Linked DNA regions of Homo sapiens: region 2 is linked to region 1. The links are chromatin loops, found by intact Hi-C in ENCODE. Cell type or tissue: heart left ventricle. All regions are shown on one strand. Links, peaks and the distances in the headings refer to the core of each region. The heading gives the core; the rest is flanking DNA.

The links. A loop is a pair of places that touch in the nucleus more often than their neighbours do. Peaks named below come from ENCODE experiments on the same cell type or tissue, not always from the same donor. Only the 100,000 strongest peaks of a DNase experiment are listed, where the experiment ranks them.
Region 2: it touches region 1 in a loop (2.3-fold over the local background); 9 of 110 quality-filtered maps call a loop at or near these places.

What each region holds. Positions count from the first base shown.
Region 1 is chr5:142,693,328-142,705,640 of GRCh38, reverse strand. It overlaps a transcript of FGF1 not described here. Among named protein-coding and RNA genes, the nearest start is that of FGF1, 13 kb to the right of the region's middle. RefSeq lists a silencer at 6,399-6,448. In heart left ventricle, for the core only: a CTCF peak has its summit at 6,336 (motif pointing right); DNase peaks (open chromatin) are centred at 6,380, 7,548 and 7,897; H3K4me3 peaks cover 3,142 bases; H3K27ac peaks cover 3,343 bases.
Region 2 is chr5:142,314,676-142,326,988 of GRCh38, reverse strand. It overlaps SPRY4 (sprouty RTK signaling antagonist 4), which reads left to right and starts at 1,968. Exons shown (of 2, transcript NM_001127496.3): 1 at 1,968-2,145; 2 at 11,834-12,313. The coding sequence starts at 11,881. It overlaps SPRY4-IT1 (SPRY4 intronic transcript 1), which reads left to right and starts at 8,667. Exons shown (of 1, transcript NR_131221.1): 1 at 8,667-9,369. It overlaps SPRY4-AS1 (SPRY4 antisense RNA 1), which reads right to left and starts at 1,696. Exons shown (of 4, transcript NR_120664.1): 1 at 1,619-1,696. RefSeq lists enhancers at 2,502-2,561, 2,043-3,005, 3,006-3,970, 6,653-7,397. In heart left ventricle, for the core only: a CTCF peak has its summit at 8,966; no DNase peak of the experiment used is centred there; H3K4me3 peaks cover 6,100 bases; H3K27ac peaks cover 6,958 bases.

The DNA of each region.
Region 1 (12,313 bases), core at 2,306-10,305:
TTAGGCTTTGGTGAATTCTGCATCTGCAACCAAACATAAATATAAAAGACAGTAGTTGCAGGATGCCAAACTCACTTATATATGGAGGGTCGACGTTTTATATCCATGGATTCCACAGGGTTGATTGTGGAAATGAAATCTGCATGGATTTTGGTATCTGCAGTAGGTCCTGGAACCAATCCTGCTGTGGATACTGAGGGATGACTGTACTCTCAGGAGGAATATAACACAATAAGTTTTACTTTACTTCAACCAACAATTTTTCATATACAATTTTAGCACACAAGAGAATAACCAGGCCCATAAAGAAATAAGAAAACATGAGATCCAGTAGAAACAACTACAATAGAAACAATACCACAGAACTCCAGTTAATGGATTTATCAGATACGGACTTTAAATTAATTATGTTTACTACACATACGGAGATAAAAGACAGTATCAACAAATTTGGCAGAGAACTGAAAACTTTAAAAAAGGATGAAAAAGTTGTAAAAAATAACCAGTGAACAATTTAGAATTTAAAATATATACTAACAAAAGCAAAGAGCTCAGTGGATACTCTTTACTTGGTTTAACAAAAAATTATACACAGCTGTAGGGAAAATTGATGAACTGGAAAGTAGGTTAGAAGACAACATCATGACGAAACATGGAGAGACAAAAGGATAGCAATGCTACAGAGAGTAAGAGATATGGAGATAAAATGAGAATTAAAATTTCAGAAGGAGAAGAGAAAGAGAATGGTGCAGCATCAATATTTGAAGAGAAAATAGTTGAAAAATTCCCAAAATTGATTAAAGACAACAAGCCACAAATCTCAGAAGCCCTGGGAGCTGCAAGCAGGAGAAATTTTTAAAAGCCACACCTAGGTACATCACAATAAGACAGATGAAAACCAAAGACAAAGGGAAAAAAAAATTACAAGCAGCTGTCATTACTTGAAAAAATGTAATAGACTGTTAGCTTACCTCTTGATAGAAACAATGGAAACTAGAAATTAGTGGAATTTAAATGTCTTTCAAGTGCTGAAATAAAATAACTGTCAACATTAGAATTCTATGTCCAGTGAAAATAGCCTTCAATAATAAAAGTGAAATTAAGACATTTTCAGGATTCTTTACCAGCATCAAATACTAAAGGATGTTCTTTAAGCAGAAGGAAGATGATTAAGGATGATAGGTTATATAGATGCAGAAAGAAATGAGGTCCAGCACGAAGGTCCATTTGAGGAAGTCTAAATGAATTATACCGTATGAAACAATGTAACACAGTGCTGAAGATTTAAAAAATTAAAAATATTAAAAGTGCATACAAATCAGGAGAGGAAGTAAATGAATTGAAACGTTCTAAGGTCCTTGTACTATTATGGAAGAAAATGAAAGTGCCAATTAACATTATTAGCCTTTGCTAACTCAGAGACCCATACTGTGATCTATAGGATAAACTCTAAAAGACTACTAAAAAGATATGTAACTTCCAAAACAATGGAGGCAAAAACAATATTTTCCAAAAGCAGGCAAAAAGTGAGGATAAAGAGAACAGAGAGCATGTGAGACAATTGAAAACACTTAAGAAGACGGTATATTTAAATTCAAATATATCAGTAATTACATTAAATGTAAATAAATTAAATAGTTCAATTAAAAATCAAAGATTGAATTGGATAACAATCTGCATACTGTTTATAAGAAACATACCTAAAACATTTGTATTATAATGTTGAAATTAAAAAGTGGAAAAATATAAATATTAACAAAAATTAATGTTATCTATATTAATATTAGACAAAGTAGACTTTAAGGCAAAAAGCATTATCATAATGATAAAAAGTTTAACTCATGAGAAAGTACAATGATTATAAAACTTGTACACATAATATAGCTTCAAAAATATAAAACTAAGATTGACAAAACTGCAAGAAGTGAACAGATACATGAGTAAGGATATAGATTATTTAAACACGATTAGCAAACTTGACTTAGTGGACATGTATAGACTGTTACATCCAACAATTATAGAACTCATGTTCTCCAAATATGACTCTCCACCTTCCAAGCAAATGATAGGATTGAAATTCTGCACCTCATTTTATGTTGTATACCCATATGACTCGCTTTGGCCAATAAAATATGAATAGAAATAATTACCAGTGTATTAGTAAACATGTCTTCTATTTTTTTTTTTCTTCTTGAAAGCAGAAATCCTTCAGTCCAGGTCCTTGAGCGAGGGTGATACAGAATGGAGCTTCCCAACCCACCTGCAAATGGACAGACGTGCCCAACTGTGAGTGAGAAAGGAGCCTTTGTTATTTTAAGCCACTGAGAGGTGGGGATTATTCATGATCACAGTCATTTCACCTTTTTTTCTACTAATACACATAGAAAAAAAGATGGGCTGTTTTCCAGGCACAGAGGTGAGCCTGTTTTGAAAGAATATGGTGTGATACAGTCCTGGTGAGTTCACTGGCTTAAGTTCCAGGGAGATGGGCACAGAAATTGTGGCTGAGGCAGAGAAAGCAGCTCCCAAGAAGAGCTTATGAAGATTGGCTAGAGGGCAAGTTTTAAAGGGACATGGATTTAACAGTAAATATTGGATATTGTCCTACAAGTTGAAGGATCTCCAGAAGTTGGTGACTGACTTGACTACTGATAACAATGGAGATGAACCAGGAAGAAGCTGATCAGTATGAAAGGGTGGAATTAGGTAAAGAGCTACTACCAATGAACACATTACAGTTTTTGTTTTTGTTTCTCATTCTCTAGAGGTAGCCATTATTAAGAATTTGGTGAGGGCCAGGTGCGGTGGCTCACGCCTGTAATCCCAGCACTTTGGGAGGCCAAGGAGGGCAGATCACGAGGTCAGGAGATCGAGAGCATCCTGGCTAACACAGTGAAACCCCATCTCTACTAAAAATACAAAAAATTAGCCAGGTGTGATGGTGGGTGCCTGTAATCCCAGCTACTCAGGAGGCTGAGGCAGGAGAATGGCATGAACCCAGGAGGCGGAGCTTGCAGTGAGCCAAGATCACGCCACGGCACTCCAGCCTGGGCGACAGAGCAAGACTCTGCTTTTTATTAAAAAAAAAAAAAAAAAAAAAGAATTTGGTGAGAATTTCTCCAGCAATTGCATGCACATGCAAACACACACACACATACACACCAATTTAAAAAAACACACATCTCATCAATCATATTCTACCTGCAATTCTGAAAAAAAATTCCAGCTGATAATATCTCCATGGTTGTTTTCCATGTTACCACAAAGAGATTTGCCTTTCTTTTTCATTGGCAGCTTAGTATGCCATAGTACCACTGTATCACAGTTAGGCAACCATTCTGTTGACACTTAGGTTGTTTCCACAATTGCAAACAATTCTTCAGTGACCATCCTTGCAAATAATATCCATGCATTTCAATATCTTCTTTCTTCAGGCAATAAGACCAGCTTTGTCACCATTCTAATGGTAAAAATGTTAAGCTGAGTAACAAAGGAACACAACCAGGCTAGCTATTTGAGATGGTTATTTTTGGTTAATGGGTGACAGGTGGGCTTCAACTATGCCCAGAATGGTGTTTAAAACATAGTGGGCACTCAATAAGTATTTGCTGAATGCATGAATGCATAAACAAGTGAATCCACAACCACTATAGACACTTGTCAGGCCTGCCCTGCCCCCATTTATGATAGGATTTTTCAACCCCAGCACTATGGACTGTTAGGGCCAGGTAATTCTTTGTTATGGGGAGCTGTCCTGAGCATTGTAGAAAGTTTACCACCATCCCTGACCTCTACTCACTAGATGCCACTAGAACAACCCCAGATGCAACAACTAACAATGTCTGCAGAAACTGCTAAATATCCCCTGGGGAAAAATCGCTCCTGATTGAGAACCACTGATTTTTAATACGGGTTGAAGTTGCGTAAGGGCAAAGGCCCTTTATGAAAACAGCTAACTCTAGGCTGGGCACGGTGGCTCATGCCTGTAATCCCAGCACTTTGGGAGGCTGAGGCCAGCGGATCATTTGAGGTCAGGAGTTCGAGACCAACCTGGCCAACATAGAGAAACCCCGTCTCTATTAAAAATACAAAAAAAATGATCTGGGCATGGTGGCACCTGTAATCCCAGCCATCTATCCATCCATTTATCCACCTATTCCTCAAATACCTATTGAGCACCCACTGTGTGCCAGGCCTGTAATCCCAGCTACTGGGGAAGGCTGAGGCAGGAGAATTGCTTGGACCCAGGAGGTGGAGGTTGCAGTGAGCCAAGATCGCACCACCACACTCCAGCCTGGGCGACAGAGTGAGACTCCAACTCAAACAAAACAAACAAACAAAACCCCAACTAACTCTAAAAACGTTGATCCTACTTCTCCCTGATCCTCTCATGTTATAGAGGCCTTTTTTTCCTGGGTCTTCACAGTTTTTTCATAGAGATTCTTGGATACCTTATTTTTGGTTTGGATTTCGTTTCTCCAGGGCTACCTTCCCTGATGCCTCCCCCATCAACTCATGTATATATACATGAGGATTATAATGTATAATAATCTTCATTATACATTGTTAATCTCCATTATTCATTCTCTAATTACCAAATACCTCTCCTTGGTGTGGAGGAAAAAAATATTAAATTTGAACTCAATTGAACGTGGACACAAACAATGGTCACCAACTCCCGGAACAGGTTGTGTGAACCCCTTGAGGCATTCATCCAGCACAGTTTCGGAGAAATCTCCATTTCAATCTATTCCTATACATTAGTTATTGAAAAATAACAGACAATCACAAAAACAAGTTGACCTTTTTGTGTTCCTTGAGCCCAGTTGCGAAGGGCCCTCGTGACTGGACCTCATGCCAAACAACTCGTTACAAAAGAGCTAGAGTCCCAGACTGTGCCGAAGCTTCACAGACCTCTCCTCGTCTGTGCACAGATGAGTGGCTGACTCTGGAGTCCAGGCTATTGCTTCCTGGCCTGGTGATGAATCCTCCATAGTCTGGTGGTATAAATATATATATATATATTTTTTTTTCTTCTCCCTTTCCCATTGCAATTTGCTTATTATATCATTTGCTTATTATATCTGCATTGCTAGTTATATGGGATTCAAAAGTATTGTGTGTGCCTTTTCTTCTCCCCTCACACGTTTCCCGCACAGAACACTTAGTAGTGCTTATCACTGTTGAATTCTTACATTTATTGAATTAATTATTAAAAGTGTATCCATAATCTGTTTCCCTCCCTGAGCTTCCTAGAGGAGGCCATCACTAAGAATTTGCCATGGAACATGCCATTTTTTGCTCACTATTTTTATATCTAGTGCCTAAAACAAGGCCTGGCACACAGTAGGTGCTCAATGGGTATTTGAGGAATGGCTGGATGAATGGATGGATAGATGGCAACCTAATATCAGTCAGCAATAGCCAGCCCAAGGGTACAGCAGACTTCACAAATTGTTCTTGTACCTTCTAAAACAATTTTGAAAAACAATGTTACATATACCCACATTTAAACATTTATGTTAATTTTCATCATTAAGTTTATATGGTTTCAAGAGCATAATTTCTAATATATTATAAAGCTGGAATTTAAAAATTAAACTGTGGGCCAGGTGCGGTGGCTCATGCCTGTAATCCCAGCACTTTGGGAAGCCAAGGTGTGTGGATCACCTGAGATCAGGAGTTTGAGACCAGCCTCAAACTGATGAAACCCCATCTCTACTAAAAACACAAAAATTAGCCAGGCGTGGTGGCAGGTGCCTGTAATCCCAGCTACCCAGGAGGCTGAGGCAAGATAATCTCTTGAACTCAGGAGGCAGAGGTTGCAGTGAGCCAACATTGCACCATTGCACTCCAGCCTGGGCAACAGAGCGAGACTCTGTCTCAAAAAAAAAAAAAAAAATTAAACTGTGGCATCATTCTTCAAGTGTACCTATTAATCTGTTATTATTTCTAATATTCTCTTTGATTTGCTTCCACAGTTCTGTCCCTCAATATTCAAGGAAGGAAAAGCAAAGTTGTTGAATTAAAAAATGCCTAATTAATCATTAAAAAAGACTGAATTAAAGTATTAAAGGAAGTTCCTAGTTTGGGGACTTTGATATTTTTATACTTGGGGCAATGGCACCTTATTAAGATTTGTGAAGACTGACAGGTATGATTTCCTTTCATACAGTAGGGGAAGGGTTATGAACACAGACACGTGCTCAGGCAAACCAGGTTTAGGAAAGAGTAGCTGCAGAAATGGAGAACTAACTGATTGTCTAAAAATAATCCTTGGTGTGGCCCTCCTCTTTGGAAAGCCTTGCAGACTCCCATCTGGGGTAATGCAGCCCAGTGACCTGCAGAGGGCAGTGTTGGACAAGCTGTTGGTTCAATCTCTCTGTCTCTTTCTCAGGGTAGTGGAAAGTGCAGTCCAGCTTGGATACAGTGGGAACCCGGCCTGGGCGGCCCAGCCCAGTCCTCTCTGGTGTGTGTGTTTGCACAACGAATTATTCACAGGAAAATGGCTCCAACGAGAATGGTGGCCAGAGACTCCATCCTGTACCTAGAACCAGGGCCTGGGACTGTAAACAGGTGAAAACCTTATTTTCTCTCCCCTTCAATAACTGGATTTGGAACAGAAATCAAGGATTGAAGTTGTGGGTCTGAATCAACCCTAAGGGTTTTGTTTTCCCTCTTATGAAGTGAAAACAACAGTGAAATGTCAACGATTCACATCTTCAGGAGACGGTAGGGCAAAGTGGCCAAGAGCTCAGACAGTCGGGAGTTCCCATCCCACTCTACCCTCTCCAAAGCTTAGGTGAGGAGCCTTTCCAAACCTCAGCTTCCCTGGATATCAAATAGGAGCAATCTTACCCTCCTGGCAGCGGTGTTGTGAGGATTAAATACAAGAATGCAGAAGTACTCCTCAAATGAAGGGCATTCAGCAAGAAAGAGCCCAGTAAATAACAGTGATAATGGTGAAGAGGACGATATTGAATTGGCATCTTGCCAGGCATGACATTTTCAAAACTTTCCATTCATGTCTGAAGAGGAAGGATCAGAGGTGAAAAATCAAACTGTCTCAATGTTGTAAGTTTTACAAGCCTAGGAGCCAGAGGCAGAAACAGCCAGGGCAGAAGGCAGAATCAACACATTGAGAGCCTAGCTCTGTGGCGTTGCCCACATCTGCCTTTCAGGGTCGGGGCTCCCATCCTGGTGTTGAAAAGAGGATCTTTGCATCTAAAATAGTGTGTATGATGACTGTGTGACACGACCACCAGACTCAGAAATACTCACCTGCCTCAGACATAAAAGTAAGGACTTCGTTCATTACGTTGATCCTCTGTGAAACCTCAAAAGGTAGCAATCAGCTAATTGAAGAAAAATGATAAGTTGGACACATTGCTTGGATGTACTGAAAGTAAGGCTCAGAGCAAAACCCGCTCCCTTCTGCCTCATATTGGGAAAGGTAACAGGGACTAGTGCAGAGAGAGGCATGGAGAGAATTCGGATGAGATCATTGTCCTTTCACCTGGCAGCTGTCCAGCCCCCAAATAGCTTTTGTGTCCAGTCCAAAAATAAGATCACATGAGAGGGGGAGAAATAAATATACAGTGCTTGTCCTTAGCCTTTCTGTGGGCATACCAGTGTCAGCTGCACTTGTAGGGGCCCAAGTGCCTCATGACCCACTCGGCAGCCTTCCTCTCCAGGATCCCCAAGGCTAGGAGGCCAACCTACTAACAGGTGGGTGGGTATGGTGTGTGGTTTCACTCAGTTCTTCTCATGGGGTTTCTCTGAGCTCCATTCATACCAGAAAGGGAGCAGGAGAGAGAGGACAAGTGGATCCAACAGCCTTCGCTCCAGGGGAATCAGGGCATCGCCTCCTTTTCTGGGAGGACACTCCCTTCTGATGGTGAATGGGAACTCCCTTCCTCCTGCAGCAGCCTGCCTGCAGCTGTCCTGGTAGAACAGTGTGGACATTGCAGAAGCTGTCACTGCCCCAGAAAGAAAGCACCCCAGAGCCAAGGCAAAGAGGTGAGTGCATCTGTTTCTGCAAAGGGCTCAGATTGCTACAGACTTTCTGCTTGGCTTCATGTTGTGCTCAGCGTGAACGTTCTCCCTCACCCCCGCCTTCCTGTTCTCCTCCCTGATCTGGGTCTGTGGCAAGCTTGAGTCTATGTGATGAATGCTAGAGTGAAATATTCCTGTACTGCCTTCTCTCATTCAAAGGCCAATTCACTCCCAGAAAGAACTGGGTAGGTCTGGTTCTTAGTGGGGAAGCAGGAAATGGTTCCTACTAAGTGAATTATCTTTGCTGAGATCCAAGAAGACGTTTACCAGGAAATCATTAGACAAATCCCATTACAGTAGACTTAATGCTTCATTTTAAAAAGCACTGAATGAAATAGAAAATAAAAGGATGCCAGCTGATTCTTTGTCGTTGGCAAAAAGGAAAAAACAAAAATGAGACATGCAGAGCCTCTTTTTCCCCATCACCTCCCTTCCCCATCTCTTCCTGATTTCTTAGAGCCCTGCAAAACATACTTAACAGATTCAAGAGTTCCTTTCTCTGGTTGAAAACAAGAGGAATAAAATCAGGGGTTTGGGGAAAATTGCTCTGTACACAGACTTCAGAGACAAAGAGGAGAAACAGATTTTGCAGCCTCGGTCTCCCCTATAATGCCTCCTCATAGAACATGTACCTATATCCATTTAGGGATATGGATAGACGCCACTATCACTTCCACACACAAACTGTTATCCTGGATGTAGTCTGCCCCTGGGCTATGGACTACAAATACCCATGCTAAGAAGCAACCAACAAAATTCTGGTAGGAACAAGGTCATTACTTGAATAAGTCAGGATTCATTTAGTAACCATGGACTGAAACCCAGTTTGAAGAGATTTAGGCAAAAAGAGGATTTTTTTATTAACTCATGTGCCTGAAAAAGCAAGGTTTTGGTATCATGAGATCCAGGGGCCTAGATGATGGCATCATGAAGCTGTCTTTCCATATCTTGGCTTTGCCTCCCCTGCGTCCTTCTGTTTCCAGGAAGACCTGCCCATTGTGAAGGCCACATGGCTGCAGCACCTCCCAGCTGACATCCTACTAGCACAGCACCGTACAAGAACAGGTGCTTCCCTTTCTAGTTCTAGCTAGAATCTCAGGGTCAATCTCATAGAACGAATGTGGGTACTGTACCCATCCTTGCCATGGGCATGGAGTCATTCCCATCCCCAAAACTGCATGGACTGAAAGCAATGAAGGGGTGTTTCCCCAGAAATGATCAGAGTTCTCATCCCAGGACAAAGGGGGCTAGATGCAGGGTGGCCGAAGTCAATGGTTGCCACTCTATGTTGCTTTTTTGCAATGGTCTAGATTGACTCAAAGCTCATCTGATAGCAGCTCCTCCCTCTTACATGCCATAAAAATGTATTAGTGACAGAAGTTCTCATAGGAAGGATAATTATTAGTGGAAAAGGTGACTAAAAGACTCCATGGCATGTTATTCCTAGAGATCCTTGAGAGTAGGAAAGACAGCAGGATGCTTGTCTGTGGCTTAGCTCCCAGACCATGCACCAGGCCCAGACCCACCTGGGCTCCCAAATTGCCCATGCTCACATGGGTCTCCCTTCTCCCTCACCCACCCTTGCCCAGTTCTGTCTCCCTCTCCTCTTCTGCTGTGAACTCATCTTGACTTGTGAGGGCCCACCTTGGTGCTGTCTCCCCTCTGAGGCCTTATCTGGCCCTTCCAGACTTTCCTGCTGTCTCCCCTCTCTGAATCAGAATGGCATTGACTGTCAGGATTGCAGTTTACTGTTTATATGTTCTTTAAGAACTTCATGTATCTTAGTTTCTCTCACAGCTTGAATTCTCCATTCTTGCGGGAAAATTAAGTTTCATTCCCAAGCCCTCTCTGTGGTAGCTAATAGATACTAGGTGCTTGATTAAGTGCATCCAGTTAATTGACCAATAGAAAATGAGTCTTCCTAAATAGATTAGGGAGAATGGATGGATTACTTGGGGTCGTTAATTCTTTTTTCTTTTTCTTTCTTTTTTTTTTTTTCTTTTTGATACAGAGTCTTGCTCTGTCACCCAGGTTGGAGTGCAATGGTGAGATCTTGGCTCACTGCAACCTCCGCCTCCCAGGTTCAAGCGATTCTTTTGCCTCAGCCTCCTAAGTAGCTGGGATTACAGGCATCCACCACCACACCCAGCTAATTTTTGTATTTTTAGTAGAGACAGGATTTTGCCATGTTGGCCAGGCTGGTCTCGAACTGACCTCCTGACCTCAGGTGATCCACCCCCACCTCGGCTTCCCAAAGTGCTGGGATTACAGGCATAAGCCACTGCGCCCAGCCTTGAGGTCTTTAATTCTGACTTTAGAAGTAATATAATAACTATAGCAAACACAGATGGTATGCTGGAGTCCCTACAGGCATCATCTCAGGTAATCCTCACAATGACCCTACGAGGCAAGTACTGCTATTATCCCATTTAGCAGATGGGTAAACCAAGTCTCAAAGAAATGAGTTACTTATCCTAAATTATACATCTAGTAAGTGGTGATGTGCAGACTATAACCCAGGATGCCACCTTCTCATTTCCTATTCCACTAATCATTTACACACCTATCAGTAGAATTTCCTGCTGCCTGAGTTTAAAGAGCAAAGGGCACAGGTGATGGGTCAGAGAGCAGGAAGAAGTACATGTATTTTAGACCCCTCTTCTGCCACCTGGGTGCCCAGTACCTCTACTGGGAAGTTCTTATTAGATTCTACCCAGGGGTGAGGGGTCACTCCCCTGCCCCAGAGCCTACAGGAATGTCAGGGATTTCACAAAAAGAGGTGTCTCTGGGACTCTGCAGAGAGTAGGGTGCTTTTTAATTAAACGGGGGTAGGGTGGTCTTTGCGGGAAATGTTGGCTAGAGGGTAGGCTTTAGAATTTAAGCTTGCCCCTTGGGCTGCCGGTCAGTACATTATGGCCCTGCCCTTTCTCCTACCCGCCACCAGGGTGACCAAGCTGGGGTCCTCCCTCAGGGTGTTTGGCAGGATTTGGAAGGCAACCAAATTCTGATCTCAAAGAACACCAAAATCTTGAGATGGTGATTTCTTGTACCATCTGTGCCCCCACATCAAGCCACTGGACTCGGCTGATGCAGTCATCTTTGTGCTGGCAAAACTTTTGGTTCAAGTGTATCTTGTTTCTTTGATGCACACTGGCCTATTCATATGGCTTCATATCTTGGAAAGAGCAGATCCTATTGATTTACGTCATTTTCTTTATCTTTACAATATCCTGTGGCAGTGTGAAAGAGCTGGTGTTCTCACCTTCCTTCCATTGATAGCACAACTGAGGCATAGTGAGAGTGAGTCGTGACCTTTGCACAGAAGGTCCCAGGCCAGGAATGTAAGAGATCTGAGGTCTTTAGAACCCAAATCTGCTTGGTTCTCCATGAGGTTATGATGGTGGGCAGGGTGGGGGGGAATACATATATACAGAGAGGCAGATAGACATAGATAGATAGATAGATAGATAGATAGATAGATAGATAGATAGATAGATTATAGATAGATAGAGATATAGATAAATTCTTCGGGTAAATCTTTAAGAGAAAAAAAAAACACTGCTAGACCCAAGAGAAATGAACACATGTTCACACAAAAACTTGCCCATGAATAACAACAGTATAATAATAGCCAAACAGAAGAAACACCCCAAATGTTCATCAGCTGATGAACAGAGAAATAAAATGTGGTGTATCCATGCAATGAAATATTATTCAGCAATAAAAAGGAAAGAAATGTTGATATGTTCTCCAATACAGAAGAACCTTGAGGACATCACACTAAAGGAAAAATGCTCATGTTGTTTGATTCCATTTATATGAAACGGCCAGAACAGGAAAATCTATAGAGACAGAAAGTAGATGAGTGGTTGCTTAGGCCTGGCAGGAGGGAGGAATGGGGAATGAACTGCTAATGGATATGGGGTTTCTTTGGGGGGTGACAAAAATATTCTAAAATTATAGTTGTGATGGCCGCACAACTTTGTAAATATACCAAAACCACTTAATTGTACATTTTAAATGGGTGAACTTCAGAGTATGTGAAGTATATCTCAATAAAGTCATTTAAAAACCCAAACCAGCCTGGCCAATATGGTGAAACCCTGTCTCTACTAAAAATACAAAAATTAGCCGGGTGTGGTGGCGCACGCCTGTAATCCCAGCTACTCGGGAGGCTGAGGCAGGAGAATAGCTTGAATCCTGGGAGGTGGAGGTTGCAGTGAGCCAAGATCACTCCACTGCACTCCAGCCTGGGCGA
Region 2 (12,313 bases), core at 4,277-12,276, 380 kb after region 1:
TGACATGCGAGAAACAGGTTTTTAGGTCTGTGATGCTGAGAAGGGTTGGTAGCAAAGTAAAGCCAGGTTGCAAAGACCTAGAAAATAAGTGCTACAATTTACCAGCTCTTCCATATACCCGGTGCAGGACCCTTGGCCTCAGTTTCTACAGCTGACAGAGAGGGCGATACTGAACTTCAACAGCCTTAAAAGGAAGTCCTGGACAACTGTACCCATTTTTCTGGCGAAGAGTTCTCTTGGTCTTAGAGAAAGGTCTCGCCCCTGAAAGGAAGGCTGAGGTTCCCTAGGGGAGAGTCTGCTCTGCCCTCAGGAGCTGGGTAAGTACACGGAGGGGTGAGCCGAATGGTGAGAAGGCATTTTAGGCTAGGACTCGGTGACCTTGGGCTGCCTGCCTCTAGAGTCCCAGCCCCAGCCCTAGGCCAGACCTCAGCCCTGGGCTGGGAGCCTTTCATTGGTTCCTCTGACAACAGCCAAGCACAATCCTATAGTGGCGTAGGAAGAAAAAGACTGCCACACAATCTCCCCGTGCGGCCAGAACAGCGGCAAGACAGACCTTACAAGGGACTCAGGGCCAAGCCCTGGCCCAGACTCTGCTCTTATCCACGCATCAAAGCCACCCCCCGCCCCGGACTTCCCGGAGGCTACAGGCTCCTCCGTTCCAGGGAGGAGCAGGGCCTGCTGCGAGGGCTCCCCGCCTTCCTGGAGTCAGGCCTAATGGCGGGGGCTTTTCTTTTCACCGGCTTGAGCTGATCCTCACCCCCGCCCCCCAACGCCACCATCATTAACAGCGAAGAAAGGATCCCCAGCCATTTCCATTTCCTCTGCGGCTCAAGAGCCCCGTTGTTATTTAATCCTGAGGCCACCCCGGCAGCATCCTCGGCGCAGCCGGCTCCACCCATCCACCTGGCCAGTTCTCGGCCGCTCCCACTTCCCCGGAGGGGAGGCCGGTGAGAGGTGGGGGATATTGGGGAAAGGCGCCTACAACAGCGAAGGGCCGTGGGCCTTCGGTGGACCGAGGCTCCTCAGGCCAGCGTCCTGTGAGGGCTGGGAAACCGACTGGGACAGAGAAAGGACACCTAGCTAGGGCGACAGAGAGCGGGCAGACGCCCGGGCACTGCGGACATTGCACTGGGGCGGGGGGCGGGGGGAACGCTGGGAGGCGAGGGCCAGGCTTCCTCTGGCTGAGTTGCCAGAATCGCCCCGGGGGGTACTGGAGCCGGAAGAGGCCTGGGCCCAGTCACTGTCTACACCCAAGAAATGGGGGGAGGGGCGGCCAGCACTCACGAGAGATTCAGCCTCAGGAAAAAGAACCAGATTCACTCACCAATCCTCACCCCACCCTTTGATATGAATGATGGACATTTTCCTAATTTTTGGTAAACGCAGCTTCAAGACCCCTCCCGCCTGGCGTCTCTGGTCTAGAGCAAGAGAAGGCCCCCAGTAGGGGTCCTCCCGCCCCCCCTTTTGACTGCCTGCGGGGGGCAGAGATCCCCAGATCTAGGTGTGCCCTCCACCACCCTGCTCTCAACCCGGGATCCGGAGGCCGCAGCGTCCCCCACCCCCCAGCGACACTGACGGTTCCTGCCCAGGCCCGCAGTGGCGTGAAGGTGGCCTTTACCTCCTCTCGCAGGCTGGGAGGGGGTGCAGCCCGCGCAGCTGGCCCAGCTGCAGCAGTCGCCGCCGCCCTCCATTCATTAAAAAAAAAAAAAAAAAGGCAACAACAGCCTCCACTGGAACCTCCACCCCTCTTTGTAAAAGAACGACGGCTCCTGGTGGAGCTTGAGCCAGTCCCAGCAATCACGGGTTAAGATCTTTTCCCGCCCCCCATTCATAAAAAAAGGAGCGGAGCGCATGCGCGCTCAGGGTCTGTTGTGCCCACCCATTCATAGAATCGCGAACGGCACGCGTGCGCACTGGCGCTCCCTTCCCTCCCATTCATAAAAAAGCCATTTTCCCAGGCAGTGGTTGCAACATCGCCGCGGAGGTAGCGAGCTGAGCTGACAGCGCGGAGCTGGCGCTGTGGAGCGCAGGGAGCCTTGCCGGTTCCTCCGACCGGCGTCTGCGAGTACAGCGGCGGCTAACCTGCCCCGGCTTCAGGATTTACACAGACGTGGGGCGATGCTTGTGACCCTGCAGCTCCTCAAAGTAAGTCCATGGCTGGTTTGGAGATCTGAAACTGCCCCTCTCTGAGCCGCGACGCGACTCCCCCCTTGGGCTGGGGCAAATGGTGCGCTATTTCTAGGCGCGCCTCAGTGTTCCTTCCCTCAGCCTGCGCCTCCTTGAGTCGCTGCGGTGCGCCGCAGCTCCCTGACGCCCTCGGCCCGGCCGGCACGGCGCCGGGGGTGTTCACAGCCTGGCACCGCCGTTTCCGACCCCTGGGCATTGCCAAGCCCGGCTTCCCCGCCCTCTGAGACTCGGGAAGCCCCGTGCGTGTCCCGGGAGTTTGCCTCTGGCCTGGCCTCTTTCCTTCTCCTGCCACCATCCGCCTCGAACGCTGGAACGGGCGTCTCTGGGCTTGGTCAGGAGCCACCGTTTGGGTCGGGGGGCGCCCTCGCTCTGGGCGGCTCGCCCACCTCCCAGCTCGGTGCCCACGGTGCCAGCTTTGCCGTGTATCTCCCAGCCCGCCGTAGCGGCCTATGCTCGACGTAGATTTTTTCTTTCTCTTCGGAGCCGTGACGGACTGAATTCCCTCCCCTTCTGCCTCTCCCTCGATGGTCAGCGAGGGGCTGGCTCAGGACTGGGCATTCCTACTCCCTCTCCTTGGCGAGGCGGTTCCTCGCCGTCTGACCTTTGCTCCGCTGCCGCATTTTATGCTATGCAACTGCCTTGCAGTTGACTTTTTCTTGCCTGGCCTCTGTAAGGCCTGAGGCTCCTCGGCCACCCTGTACCTCCCTATCCTCGGGCACCGAGCTGTGCCAGGCCCCGGAGCCCCCAGGCCGCGCTAGGGCTGCGGTGGGGGTTGAAGGTGCGTTTACATAACACCAGGCGTGTGGGAGCTGGAGGAAGAGGTTGCGAATGTAGGAGAGATAAGGCTCCTGCTTTCCCTCCTTCCTTCTTGGTGGTACCAGGCTTGACATCACAGAGAAGAGGATAGAGACGGTATGTTCTGACAAATTCTGAATCGCCAAGACCCCGGGGACAGTGAGCTGGGTGAGGGCGGGTTTGGCTAGCCAGGGCAGCTAGAGCTTGGCTCCATCACTGGGTCCAGGGCTGTGCCCAGTTCCCCCTCCATGCAGACGATCAAAAAGCATTTAGACAGTAGCTGCTCTTGTGCAAGAAGACGGTTTCTCAATTCTCCTTGATTGGGGGCAGGGGGTTGTGGGCAGGAGAGGCAGGGGAGACAGAAAATGGTTGCGTGGCTTATAGGGCTGAAGGATGGGCAAGAGAGGCGAAATGGGCTGGAGGGGCTAGATGGTAGGCAGAGTAGGGAGCTGCTGGCTGCCTCTTTCACCAGCTGCTGGAGGGGCATCCATATTGCCAAGGCCTCTGTGAGGGCAGGAGGCCGCCTTCTGGCGCAGCAAGGCTTCCGTACCCCCCAGCGCGGTTAGTGCTGGAAAGAAGAGTGTACAGTGGGGTGCCCAAACCTAGTGGCATCCCCTTCTTTCCTGCCTCCAAATCAGTGGCGTGATTCTCTCCAGTTTTGGGAGAGGCCAGACACACTGGAGGCCAAAGAACTTGCAGAGGGGCGGGAGCAAGCACTCGTCTGTGTCTGTAGCTGACCGAGGCACTAACCTCCCTGACAAGTCTCTCGGGATTCAAAGCTGGAAGGTATAAGGCTCAGAGAAGTTGGGAACTGCGGGTTTATCAATCTCTTAATGAGCTCAGTCTGGCCTGAGGCCCTACCCAATATTGCACTGGTGGATTTCACAATGTTTGGAGTTCTCCAGATCTTCACACAAATGGAGCATAAACATCTCTGAAATTTTCAGCCTTTTTTTTTTTTTTTTTAGGGCGGGTGTCAGGAGAGCTAGGAGAGGCAGGGCTGCAGTTAAAGATTTCTCTTTCTCTCTCCCTCTCTGTCTCCCAGAAGGGTGGGAAAGAACTAGTGGAGATGTCCAGTGTGAAATCACATTTCCTCTTTCCCATCTCTTGGGAGGGTTCTCACGTGCTGCGAGGCTCCAGCAAATCCTAATGTGGTGAACAGCACACACACTTACCAACCACGCCATGTGGCCAGTACGGGTGTAGGGTGGGGATTTTAGTAGCAGATTTCTGAAATCTTCATGGACAAATATTGGTCAGTTACAGTGAGCAGACTTTAAAGGCATCTGTTGGTTATCAGGAGTCACTCCCTTTCAGTGGAGTGTAAATGCCCTCTTGCCCTTAGCCCTCCTGCCCAGCTCCATGACCTTTTCCAGATCACCCTCTGAAATGGCCTCATCTCACTGAAGCTTTAGTTGGGGGCTGGTGGGAGGAGACAGAACACATAGTAGGGCAGAGGCTGTGGACAGGTGGACATTTGGAGCTTACGGATGTCGTTTTCATTTATATATATATATATATATTTTTTTTTTTTCTTGAGACGAGTCTTGCTCTGTGACCCAGGCTGGAGTGCAGTTGCGCGATCTTGGCTCACTGCAACCTCCGCCTCCCAGGTTCAAATGATGCTCCTGCCTCAGCCTCCCAAGTAGCTGGAATTACAGGTGTGTGCCACCACACCCAGCTAATTTTTGTATTTTTAGTAGAGACAGGGTTTCACCATGTTGGCTAGGCTGGTCTCGAACTCCTAAGCTCATGATCCGCCGGCCTCTGCCTCCCCTGGGATTACAGGCGTGAGCCACCACGCCCGGCCTCATATGTCATTTTTATCTGCATCCTCCCAGAATTGGCGGAGAGATGTGGCTCTTTGGAAATCTGTCCTGCCCAGTTCGCACCCACCCATGACCCCAGCCCCAACTTTGGTAAACCAGAGGTTTGGCTGACTTTCGTGAATAATAAATGAAAGCAGCCTTTCAGTGCCAAATTTGAAAATCAGTGATATAAAAGTTAAGAGAGGAATAAAACCCATTAATACTTACAGAAGTGACCCTTGAGCTGTGTTGCTCTGGGATTTAATACTTTGGGACCATATGTGGGGATTCCAGTTTACAGGGCTGAATGTCTTGTTGTTTGACATCTTCTAGCTCCAAGATTTGTGCCCCCACAGTGTGTTTTTCTGTCCTTGGGCTATCCTGTTGATGAGGGCCTGGGTGTTGGTGCAAAGGAGGCCTAGGAAGGAGCCCTCCCTCTTTATTCAGAAAAGTCCAGTGTTTCTTGGAGAATCATAGTGTTCCATTTGGTTCTAAATCCACAGTGTTTGTCATCTGGCCTCTACTTAGGTGGCAGTTCCCTTGTGATGACAACCTGGCTAAGGATTCTCGCCCAGGCCTCTGAATTTGGAGACAAAGTTGAAAATTTGGGGTTTTGAATGTAGACATGACAGAGTTTTTAAGGAAGGGAAATGGCTAGAGTGGAGAAGGTTCTATCTCAGGGCCGACCTTATCTCCCTGAAAGGAGAAAGCAGTGACTCATTAGAATATGTTTTTGCTCTTTCAAAAGAGCCAGGGGTAGGTGAACAACTTTCAGAAAGCTGTATTGTCCCTTCCAGACCAAGCCAGGGGCTAGAACAGAGCAGATGTGTGACTAGGCAAACCTGCTAAGCATGGCCTTAGCTTCCCCATCTGCACAGTAGAGAAAATAAACTCTTCCCAAGGGGACAGAGGCCAGCAGAGCTGCTAGTGAGCGGCCAGGACTAGGGCCATGCTCATGGTTATTATTGGGCTCCTAGGAGGAGGGCCTAGTTTTAAGGGTGCCCCTTTCCTGCACAGGAGGTGTGGGGTGTTGCGTGATGTAAGAGGGAGGGTATTCTTGGCTCTCGGGGTCTGGGGCCACCCTGCAGATCCGGACAGCTGACAAGGCTGGGGAATGTATCCGGGACATGTGGCTGGGCTTAAGAGGCTCCACAGTTCAGCTGTGATCATGATTGTTCTTTCCAAGGACAGGCCCCAGTCAGTGAAGGAAGCAAGGGCACAGGGGAGGGAGCACAGATGTGCTGGATCTGGCGGAGAAGGGAAGGGGCCCTTCGGGGCAGGTGGCCACTTGCAGAAGAGTGGTTTCCCTTGTCAGTAGTCTTTTTTTGGTTGGGGGAAGGGGAAGTCATTTCCTGCTCCTGTCCCAGGAGTAAGCTAAAATCTATTATTGTAAGTTCATTTCTTGGTGGAGGGTAAGAAGACAAATAATAAGATCTTAGTGTCTGTGGGAGGAAGCCCTGCCCTAGGAGTCTAGGGTTCTGGTCCCACCCAGACCTGGACTTGGCCAGTAGTTCCCAAACTATGCCAGTGGTTAACAGGCTCCTTCTGACTCCTTCTTTACTGACTCTTGGCTTCTAATCCTTCTTTATGGGAATCTGAGCAGACAATTAAGGCGGTAATACAGTGAAGCAGAAACTCGAAGCTGATTAAATAGCCCAAAGCCCAAAGTCCAGCAAGATTCCCACCCTTCCGTGTGCTGGGGCTTTGGAGCTCAGCTGATTGGCTGTGAAAGAGAGAAGAGAAGAGGGTTGGGAATCGGTAATGTGGTGGGATGAAGTGATGAAAAACAACCGTTTTTTTTTTGTGATCTCTGACAGATTGTGGCCAGAGGTGAGCTTCTTAGTGCTGGTGCTGGGGGTAGGGAGGTGGGGGAAGGAAGAAAGATTCATAGACAAATCCAGCTGCCCAAATGCTTTATTCTTCCACTGGGGCCATTCTCAGCAGAGATTGTCTTTCTTTGCAGGGTATAGGGAGGGGCAAGTCCTCTGCTTCCCTCAGCATCCCTCCCCCTCTTTTTAAAGTCCTTTTAAAGCAATAAGTCATTATTTGGTTGTAGCTTAATTAGCTAAACTGGAATAGTGTCACAAAGAACCAAGCAATAGTGGTGGGCAGGCTCTCTGGCAGCCTAGAGACCTTTATTCTGAGTTGTTTAAAGGGTTAAACAGCCTTCACTGAAAGAACCCGCTGAGACTGAATGGGGCAGTGCTTAAACTACCCATTCATTCACAGCCTCTTGCCAGTTTGTCATTAGCTGACCTGTAGCTTTCAAAGTACAACTGTCAGGTTTTCCCAATATTTCCCAACTCACCTCCCTAGGGTAAGTCAAGGGGAGGGTGTGGGTGGGTGGGATTAGGCATCCTGCTCAATTGTGCGGACATTTAACATGCCTCTTGATTCTTTTCAGCCAGCCTGTATTGAGCGGTTTGCAGCCTGATGCTCAGCCCCCTCCCCACAGGTACAAATGCAGTGAGTGTCAGACTGGCTGGTTCTGGGCTCCCAGACCCGCCAAGCAGCAAATACAGTGTTGCGCGTGTTCTGGGGATTTTGATATCCTGCTGATTCAGTATTCTAGGACTCTCTGTGCCCTGGCTCCCTCCCTTCCTCACAGACCTGGGCCAGGGACCCCATCAATGAAGGTACCCTAGGGACCCTTAAGTTCAACTTGATAGGTGGGGAGGAGTAGAGATTCCTTTCCACCCCAGGGTTTCCTTTTGGGGACTGGTTTGTAATAAACTCCTACAAGTGAAATCCATTCAACTATAAGAAAACTAAAAATGAAACCACTTTTAAGACGGGGGATGGCATGTAACACTGAACTGGAGTGAAGAGCACTTGAACTCTGAGCCTTCCTTGAATGAGAGAGATTACAAACCCCCACAGCCTTCACTCTCCACATTGAAAATTCCCCTCCCTGGGGTTCAGGCTGATGTAAGCCCCATCTGGCTTTCCTTCCCTGTTGGTTGCATTGCAGAGCCCCAGGATGTTCTAATGATGTTCCGTGAGGGCTGGAGGAGTCCATGGTTGTGAAAGTGATGGCACTTTCATGCCTTTCCATAAATTCCCAGAGGTTATGGAGGGCTTTTGTAAGTCAGGGCTGAGAGGTTAATATTTCAGCCTCTGAAGCCTCTGCTGTCTTGGTTCAAATCCTGCTCTGGTCACTTGCTAGCTCTATGACCCTTTGTGCTTCCATTTCCTCCTCTGTAAAATGGGTTCTCTCTTGAAGTATGGTGAGGATTAAATGACTTGATTTATGGTGAGAAAATAAATCACTGAGGGCTTAGCACGGAGCCTGGCACCAAGAAATGTTTCGTAAATATTAGCCGCTTCCATAATTATTATTTATTATTATTAGAAGGTTGAGTGGAGGTAAAAGTCCCTTCCCTCTTGCCAGTTCGTAAGAGTACCACCTAAACTTGATAGAGGTGCTTCTTTGGCTAAGTGGAGTGCTGGGTTTGTTTCTCTGTCCAGTGTCTTCCAAATTGGCCATCAGTCTCTTCCAAACTGCTTAAATGAGGCAAAACCTCCTCTCTCTTATTTATATTATAAATCTCTTACTACCTTGCAGGGGAAGCAGGGAGCACATATTAAATTGCACTTAAGATTGTCAGCATTGCTCAGAGTGGAGGGTGGGTGTTTCTCAGTGAGTAGAGATTGATCTACCAAATCAACTGAGAGTTGTTTTTTCTTTTTCTTTCTTTCTTTTTTTTTTTCTTGAGACTCAGTCTTGCTCTGTCACTCAGGCTAGAGTGCAGTGGTGCGATATTGGCTCACAGCAACCTCCGCCTCCTGGGTTCAAGTGACTCTCCTGCCTCAGCCTCCCAAGTAACTGGGATTACAGGCACCTGCCACCATGCCTGGCTAATTTTTGTATTTTTAGTAGAGATGGGGGTTTCATCCTGTTGGTCAGGCTGGTCTTGAACTCCTGACCTCAAGTGATCTGCCTACCTTGGCCTCCCAAAAGGCTGAGATTACAGGCATGAGCCACTGCGCCAGGCCTTCTTTCTTTTCTTTTTTTCTTTCTTTTTTTTTTTGAGACATCATTTAGCTGTGCTGAGGGGTTCTTAAATAGGCAGCTCAGAAAATTGTTTTCCTTTGTCAGCCACATAAATTCAGCAGAGGCTCTTGGAGGGTCCCTGCTGGTGAGGGGTGAGGCCAGCAGTGGAACTCTGATTTGGTTTTTGCTGAGCTGGTGGTTGAAAGGAATCCTACTACATCGGGGTTATAATAGGGAAGATACATTTTAGAATATGCCCAGTGGAGCCATCGGATGCTGCATCGTCCCCAGAGAGCCAAGTCATCGTGGGCCAAGCTCCCATCCCCATGTCTGGCCTCAACTGCAGGCCCAGATGTTGACAGCTGCCTCTGGAGGGTTATGGGAGCCTGTGAATGCCAACATCCCCATTGCCTGCAGCGGCTGCTCCCATCCTGGCTTCCTGGTGGGACTTTTCCATGAATTGGGGAATCTGCTTTCTGATTCCAAGGCCTATTAAAATTTCTGAGCATTGCCCATTTCTTTTGCTTTATCTGTAGGACATGGGCTGTTTTTAAAGAACCTCACAAATGAAAAAAAAAAAAAAAAGTGAATCTGCTTAAGGAAAGGGAGTCTTTTACTTTCTTCCACAGCATGACCAGACCCAATCCTGGTCCTGAGAGACAAAACCCAACTATATGGGGCAATAGAAGCTTCAAACTGCTGCCTACATTGTGTTGGCAGGACCCTGAATATTCCTGACATCGGTTTCTGGAACAAGGGACTCATGTTATCATTGTCCGGGGGTGAGGGTTCTGGCTGGTGCTGGAGAATCTTATCCGTGGCATTTTTAATTCTTAGGCCAAGCCACACCCTTTCCTCCAGGCAGCGTCCTCAGTGCTGGACCTTGGGCTCCTAACCCTGGCCTCTTGCCCCAAACTCATTTATTCTAGAAGCAAGGCTTTGGAACACCTATTGAGAATAAGTGGGCAGGCTGAGGTAGCATTCCCTGGAATTCCTACGTTGTCATCAGCCTGATCCTTGGAAAAACTCCTCTCCATAGATGCTTACTTGCATTCCCTCTCTCCAGCCCTGACCACAGGATCTCCAGGGGAGGCTGCTTTGGCAAGTGGCTACTCTTTGGTGGCAGACCTGCCAGACACTTAAGGTAAACTCTGCCACAAGGAAATCGCCAATTCAAAGGTGATGCTATGGTTTCATCCGAAGAGAACATGGGGGCAGGCACTGCCACTAGGTAGGCTTTCTCCAAGACAGGAAAAACAAGGCGTGTAAAGAAATACCAGCATCCTTTTAAGTAGGCAGGGCCATGGGAGCAAAGCCAATAGTTGATGCCCTGCGTGAATGGGAAATATCAGTTGACTGAGCATTGAACCTCGCAGAAAAGACTGGATGCTTTTTGGATTTAGCAGTGTAAGTGATATACATACTGGAGCCCCGTGGATAGCCCCCTTTTTATCCCCTTCATAAACTTTTATCTAGAGCTAGCTTTTTATTTTAGACAGGTTCTAGATAAACCTAACAGCAGAGGGGCAGGATCAGCTCTCCTAATTAGAACATCGTTAGCATCTTGATGCAAATTTAGTAAATGCAAAAGCATTTACTAAAACCCCACCCCATAATACATTAATGCAATGGCCTTTTTTTGGTTTTGTTTTAAAGACTTATCTTTCTCTTTTACCCTCCCTCCCCATTCCCTGGGGTTCTTAAGATTGGGGTGGAATCTTCCCAGAGTGTAATCTTTCCCTTGGATTCCAAATTGTATCCCCTTGAGCAGAGGTCTTGGCCTTCTGCTGCTATTTCTTTAAATTGATCTCCAGCAGAATTCCAAATGTAAAGGTCAGCAGGCAAGGAAATGGCACTTCTAATAGAAAACAATGTGCACTTTCTAAATTTGAACCAAGCAGTTTCCGCTCTTTGATTTAAGTGACTTCCTGGGGTTCCGTGTCAGGCACTGCAGTTGAATCTCTGGCTGGATTCCAACTTAAAATTGCACTCTCTCGGTGAAATTAGAAACTGATCCAGGGTTGGCTTAGCTACTCTAGTAAATAGCATTTAGGCTGAATGTTCAGCTCAGCACTTGGAAATGGGTGATGTGAGTGCCCCTCGAGAGGATTTCCCATCCAAGTTGTCAGAAGCTCACATACCCAGGGATTATTAGCCACTGCAGGTTGCTGCTCTTAAGAAGTGGTAGTAATAAGTTAATATCCTGGATGTGCAGGCATCAGATACAGCCCTTCTCTTGTGAATATCTGAAATAAAGGGCTTGTTTATCCAGCTGATAAACTCCATGGGAGCACCCAGAGCTGTCTGTTGAGTTCACCACATTGTCCCCAGTGCCTGGCACAGTGCTTGGCAGGCAGTGCTTGTAAGTGCTCAGGAGATCTAAACTTATTCCCTGGGGTAGCGATAAATTGTTGCTGCGTGCCAGGTAATATGCTAGGTAATAGATAGTATTTTCTCATTTAATCCTTGCAAGAGCCCATTTTACAGATGACAAAACCAAAATCTAAGGCATAGAGATGAAAGAACTCATTCATAGCAATATTGCTAGACCAAAGTGAGAGTCAAATTTGAGTGTTGTTCCAGAGCCTGTGTTTACATCCACTGAGCTATGTGTCTTAAATAAGGAGCATGTTTCACAGTGACTAAGAGAATGAACTCAGGCTGCCCAGGTTTGAGTCCTGCTACTGATAGTTTTGGATAGTTTTGTGTGACTTTGGACAAATTAATTTCAACATGTCTTTTCTCTAAATAGAAAAGGGGGATAATAGTAGTTACGTTTTAGGCTTATCATGAAGTCAATGACTTAATGCATATGGTGCTTAGGAGAGTACCTCCATCTTAAGTGCTCAGTAGTATTATTTCCACCACTGACTTCTTGTCATTATTAATCATCTTAAGCTTGGGGAGTCACTGGAAAGTCCACAGAGGGATTTTAGTTCCTATGTCAATTGGGCGGCTCCCAAGGACCTGATGGGGGGTGAGGTATTGGCAGGCCACATACTGATGCCTGGAATCCATTCTCTCTTCCTTTTCCCCACCCCACCCCCAGGGCCCCTAGAAGCCTGTTTCTCCGTACAGTCCAGGACCTCCAGCCCCATGGAGCCCCCGATCCCACAGAGCGCCCCCTTGACTCCCAACTCAGTCATGGTCCAGCCCCTTCTTGACAGCCGGATGTCCCACAGCCGGCTCCAGCACCCACTCACCATCCTACCCATTGACCAGGTGAAGACCAGCCATGTGGAGAATGACTACATAGACAACCCTAGCCTGGCCCTGACCACCGGCCCAAAGCGGACCCGGGGCGGGGCCCCAGAGCTGGCCCCGACGCCCGCCCGCTGTGACCAGGATGTCACCCACCATTGGATCTCCTTCAGCGGGCGCCCCAGCTCTGTGAGCAGCAGCAGCAGCACATCCTCTGACCAACGGCTCTTAGACCACATGGCACCACCACCCGTGGCTGACCAGGCCTCACCAAGGGCTGTGCGCATCCAGCCCAAGGTGGTCCACTGCCAGCCGCTGGACCTCAAGG